Linked DNA regions of Homo sapiens: region 1 is linked to region 2. Evidence: chromatin contacts called from ENCODE Hi-C or POLR2A ChIA-PET data. All regions are on one chromosome and are shown on one strand. Each heading gives the region's core, a stretch centred on a gene start or an enhancer-like site at or near the end of the contact. The rest is flanking DNA. Distances are from core to core; before and after follow the strand shown.

Region 1 (2,700 bases), core at 145-2,644, 410 kb before region 2:
GAACATTCCTGTATTGGTGCATATGATCAAAAGATTCTCCAATACATATGGCTAGAAGAACACTGCTGGATCAAAGGTTATGCCTAATTTTGACTTTAGCTAAGCTATTTTGACTTTTGACTATAGCGTCAAATTATTTTTCCAAAGATCTTCTTCCAGTTCACAGTCTAATTTCCTATTTCTTGGCAGAAATGTTGAAAACTACCTTGGAGAATGTTATTCCTAGATTTTTTGAGCTTAATCTCTGAATTTCATTTACCTTAGTGGCCCGTCAAGCTGTCTCCAACATTTCAGAAGCCACATTAATGTGAGAAAACTATGAGAATTATATCCAATTTGTTTCTTTCTTTACTAGAAATTAAGCTATCTACTCTTGCAATGGAATACTTTGAAGAAATGATGGCAAGTAGCCTAAATCGCTCTTTTTCTTCAATACTTAAGAATGTAACTAAAAATTCATACCAACTGGCCGGGCGCAGTGGCTCATGCCTGTAATCCCAGCACTTTGGGAGGCTGAGGTGAGCGGATCATAAAGTCAAGAAATTGAGACCACTCTGGCCAACATGGTGAAACCCTGTCTCTACTAAAAATACAAAAATTAGATGGGCGTGGTGACGCGTGCCTGTAGTCCCAGCTACTCAGGAGGCTGAGGAAGGAGAAGCATTTGAACCTGGGAAGCAGAGGTTGCAGTGAGCCGAGATCGCGCCACTGCATTCCAGCCCGGCGACACAGCAAGACTCTGTCTCAAAAAGAAAAAAAAGAAAAAAAAATTCACACCAATTATCCAGTTGATTTTTAAGTGCAAAATGCAAGAATTCCCAATATTAGGTCACAAGGACAGGTTTTGCCTATTTTCAATGCTAATACATAATTAAACTTCCATCTATGTTTTAAGATTGTTTTTCTCAACCAAGTCTGATGAATTATATAATTTGTGATGTACCTGTTGACAAATCATGCTTCTTTTACATAATTAAAGTAAATGAAACAGTATGCATCACTTATTAGCTGGGTGTTTAAAAAATCTTACAGTCAATTTTTATAACATATAACATGCAAAAATGACAAAATGTGGTGCTTTTTTTTAAGAAATTTCTACAGGATGGGGAGGGGTAAGAGATTGCACACTTTCGGAAGGAAACAGCAGGTGCAAACTTTTGCAAAGCACCTCTCTGCACTACACACCCTCCTCCCCTCTCCACCTCATGTGACCATGGACAAATCAGACACATTGGGAAAGACACACCCTAATCTGTTTCCATGGCCCTATGAGAAGCACAGATTTGGAAATACAATTCCCAGCAAGCCCAGGCATTTTAATGAGCCATGGCCAACTGGAGTGACAGAATCCTTCAGCCATGTCAAATGCCACCACAGCTGGCCCAGGGCAAAAGAAAGTGCCTCCTCCCTGGGACACCACCCTGTGTCCCAACCACATGAGATAAAAATGCAGAGTGCATTTCCCAGCTTCCCTCAGGACCCAGGAGAAATGCAGGCTAAATGCAGAGCAGGGAGCCTTGGCATCTCAGGCCAAGTTGGAATGCCGAACCATTCAAGGAACACCAGCCAAGGCAGGAAATGGGCAGGGAAGGGGCTAAGAGCAAACCTAATCAGTCCAGCAACCTTGCAAATGACATTTGGAAGTGCAAAGTCGTTCTGAGTTCCAGAACAAGAAATATCTTTAGATGTTGAAATGGCTTTTGCCAAATGCCAACCTGCTGAATTTGTTTTTCTTTTGGTTCATTAAAAAAGAATAACCATTTGTGCATTTATGAAAAGAAATATTACCTTCCCAGGGTCTACAGGCAACTACCTGGAATTTGGCGTAGTCTCTCCTTGTGAGCTGTTTTTTTTTCTTTATATCAGCAAATATTGATTGACTATGGTGTGTCAAGGCAACGGAGAAACAGTCCCTACTCTCAAAGAGCTTCTAGTGTGGTGCGTGGACAGAATGAAATGCAGACGATTACGATGCAACATGGCCTGCGGCTCATTCTACAGAAGTGGTGACCACCACGCTACAAAAGCAAGCCGAAGGAAGTGGGAGGAAGTTCCAGGTACAAAGTTTCTGCATACAAAGAGGCACGAGGAGGTGGCAGAATCAGTGCCAGGCTCTGCTAAAAGCACTGGGCATATATGAACCTATTTTATCCTCAACAACCCATGCAGGTGCTGCTACCATCTTCACTTTACAAATGAAGAAACTGAGGTACAGGAAGGTTGATTGACTTCCCCAAGATCCCCCAGCCAGGAATTGGCTGAAAGTAGTTCAAAATGGTTGGAGCATATTAGGGGTCTGAGAGGGTGAGGGGAATGAGGGGGAAACAGGTTGTCAAGACATATAAAATCAGGAAGAAGCCAAATTGTGAAGGTCCACACATATCATGTTGGGAATTTGCAAGCATGTAAGCAACCCCTGAAGAAGTTCAAGGGGGTAATGCTAGGAGCTGAGGTGGGCTCTAGAAAGCTTACGCCATGTATCTTGTGGAAATTAGATTGAATGCAAGCAAGGTTAGTGGAGGGTGAGGGGACCAATCTAGTGAGAGGTAATGGTGGCCTGAACTAGAGGAGTAGCAGTGGGGGTGACAGGCATTTGGATAATTCCAGGGACCTTTGCTAAGTAGAATCAACTGGACAATAGCTGATGAAATGGGAGAGTTAAGGCGGGGCAGGGGTCGGGGTACGGAGGCCAGCTTCCAG
Region 2 (2,700 bases), core at 137-2,636:
TGAGGTTGGATTGTGTCACGGTATATACCTTATTTGGAATATTGCTTGGCACAGTCATTGTTAGATAAATAAAAAAAATCAAAAGAGATGTAGAAATAGAAGTTTGATGAGAGTTCAGAGGAAAAAGATTTCTTTTTCTTTTTTTCCTGAGGCGGAGTCTTACTCTGATTCCCAGGCTGGAGTGCAGTGGCACGATCTTGGCTCACTGCAACCTCTGTCTCCTTGGTTCAAGCGATTCCAGAGGAGAAAGATGTTAATGTTTGTTTTGTACCTAGAACCTCATCGCTGGATGGGATTGTAAAGATCTGTGACTATTTTACACATTTGTTCTTTTTTTTTTTTTTTTGAGACAGAGTCTTGGTCTGTTGCCCATGCTGGAGTGCAGTGGTGTGATTTCGGCTCACTGCAACCTCTGCCTCCTGGGTTCAAGTGATTCTCCTGCCTCAGCCTCCTGAGTAGCTGGGATTACAGGTGCACGCCACCAAGCCTGGCTAATTTTTGTATTTTTAGTAGAGACGAGGTTTCACTCTGTTGGTCAGGCTGGTCTCGAACTCTGACCTCAGGTGATCTACCTGCCTCGGCCTCCCAAAGTGCTTGGATTACAGGTGTGAGCCACTGCACCTGGCCTCCCATTTATTCTTAGCAGTAACAGTTGGTCCCTGAAATTAGGAAACTGACTCTATTGTGATCTTCCAAGAGCTACATTGTCCAGCCCCTGGGCCTGTACATCCTTATGGAGTGAAGACTGACAGTTTTCCCTTAGGTCAGTGGAGCTACAGTGGCGTGTTGGAGTCAGCTGCTCAGAATGATGATGCACTTTTCTTTCCAACTTTGGTTTCAATGACATCATGTTGGTAGCTTGAAACTGGCCATAGCAGGGGTATTTACACCACAGGAATAGGTAAACACTACATATTAAGGCTTTTCCCCTTGGAGATGCCTTGTTAAATATTTACCAACACTCCACTGCCTGTTACAACACAGCAAAAGCCCCTCTGAGAGAAGGCCAGAGAATGTACCTAACTCCTCCCAGGTTGTCCAGTGTTTCATTGTCCCTGGACTGAAGAGTCCCTCAGTGGCCTTTGCTGAGATATTTCAACACCCTAGTCTCTTAAACTGTAAACAAAGGAGAGTCATGAGTTATTTCTGGGTGAGTCAGTCCAATATTGCACAAGCATTTCTGGGGGTAGTAGAGGGGAGGCAAGAGGGAAACTGGGTAGGCTGGGGAGCTATCTAACTGCCCAAGACACTTGAATCCTAAACAAACGGGAACTAAATGAGAGGTGGGAGGGACATAGTCTTTTCTGACGGGAACTGTCTGTGACTCATTCTCTTTCAGGAGTCAGAAACTCCAAAACCTGTGGGAGTGGGGAGGGGCGAGCAGTGCGGTTTTTAGAGAGGTGTGGAGTTATTATAGGGACTCTTAAAATTCTTCTCCCTTGCTCAGTGTGGTGACTCATACCGGTAATCCCAGCACTTTGGAAGGCAGAGGCAGGAGGTTTGCTTGAGCCTAGAAGTTCAAGACCAGCCTGGGCAATGTAGCAAGACCCCAACTGTATAAAAAATAAAAATAATTAGCCAGACATAGTGGTGCATGCCTGTAGTCCCAGCTACTTGGGAAGCTTAAAAATCTACCTCCATTTAACCTGGTAGATTTGGGGATGTGTGTGGTGGGCTGAATAATGGTCTCCCAGTGATATCCCAATATGTGGAAACTGAATGTTACTTTATCTGGCAAAAACAACAAAAACCAAAACACAGGCAGGGCAAGGTGGCTCACACCTGCAATCCCAGTGAGACTCTGTCTCAAAGAAAAAAAAAAACAAAAAAACAAAACCCCAACAACTAGGGCTTTGCAAATGTGCAGGTGTGTAAGTTAAAGATCTTACTTTTAAAACAATTTTATTTTAGGGTGTGGTGGCTCACACCTGTAATCCCAGCACTTTGAGAGGCCGAGGTGGGCAGATCACCTGAGGCTGGGAGTTCGAGACCAGCCTGACCAGCATGGAGAAACCTTGTCTCTACTAAAAATACAACAAAGTTAGCCGGGTGTGGTGGCTCATGCCTGTAATCCCAGCTACTTGGAAGGCTGAGGCAGGAGAATCACTAGAACCCAGGAGGCGGAGGTTGTGGTGAGCCAGGATCGTGCCATAGCACTCCAGCCTGGGCAGCAAGAGCGAAACTCCGTCTCAAAAAAAAAAAAATTATTTTATTTTATTTTATTTTGAGATGGAGTCTTGCTTTGTAGCCCAGGCTGAAGTGCAGTGACATGATCTCGGCTCACTACGCCCAGCTTAATTTAAGGATCTTGATGCCGGGCACGATGGCTCACGCCTGTAATCCCAGCACTTTGGGAGGCCGAGGCAGGTGGATCACTTGAAGTCAGGAGTTCAAGACCAGCCTGGCCAACATGGTGAAACCCCACCTCTACTAAAAATTCAAAAATTAGCCGGGCATGGTGGCACATGCCTGTGGTCCCAGCTACTTAGGAGGCTGAGGCAGGAGAATCACTTGAGCCCGGGAGGCGGAGGATGCAGTGAGCCAAGACTGCGCCACTGCACTCCAGCCTGGGAAACAGAGCGAGACTCCATCTCAAAAAAAAAAAAATATCTTGAGATGGGGAGATGATTTTGGATGATCAGGGTGGGCCTTAAGTGTTATCACATGTATCTTCCTAAGAGGGAGGCAGAGGAAGGCTTG

The links. Hi-C counts contacts between places; a loop is a spot of excess contacts on that map. ChIA-PET counts read pairs that join two places held with the same protein, here RNA polymerase II (POLR2A). Pooled maps may share reads with other maps.
Region 1: a map of gastrocnemius medialis shows a loop between it and region 2 (6-fold over the local background). The contact joins two enhancer-like sites. A Hi-C loop is called at or near these places in 1 of 168 maps with a recorded cell type or tissue (gastrocnemius medialis) and 1 of 50 pooled maps. POLR2A ChIA-PET finds 5 or more read pairs at or near these places in 2 of 52 experiments (Caco-2 and H1).

What each region holds. Positions count from the first base shown.
Region 1 is chr15:93,216,196-93,218,895 of GRCh38, reverse strand. All of the region lies in intron 1 of LOC105370982 (a long non-coding RNA gene), which reads right to left. Among named protein-coding and RNA genes, the nearest start is that of RGMA, 130 kb to the right of the region's middle. Within about 2 kb of position 1,394, at least 4 of the 41 ENCODE cell types and tissues checked have a DNase peak (open chromatin) inside an H3K27ac peak, as active enhancers do; they include gastrocnemius medialis, where a contact is called at or near this core.
Region 2 is chr15:92,802,582-92,805,281 of GRCh38, reverse strand. No RefSeq gene overlaps it. Among named protein-coding and RNA genes, the nearest start is that of CHASERR, 79 kb to the left of the region's middle. RefSeq lists an enhancer at 791-840. Within about 2 kb of position 1,386, at least 34 of the 41 ENCODE cell types and tissues checked have a DNase peak (open chromatin) inside an H3K27ac peak, as active enhancers do; they include gastrocnemius medialis, where a contact is called at or near this core.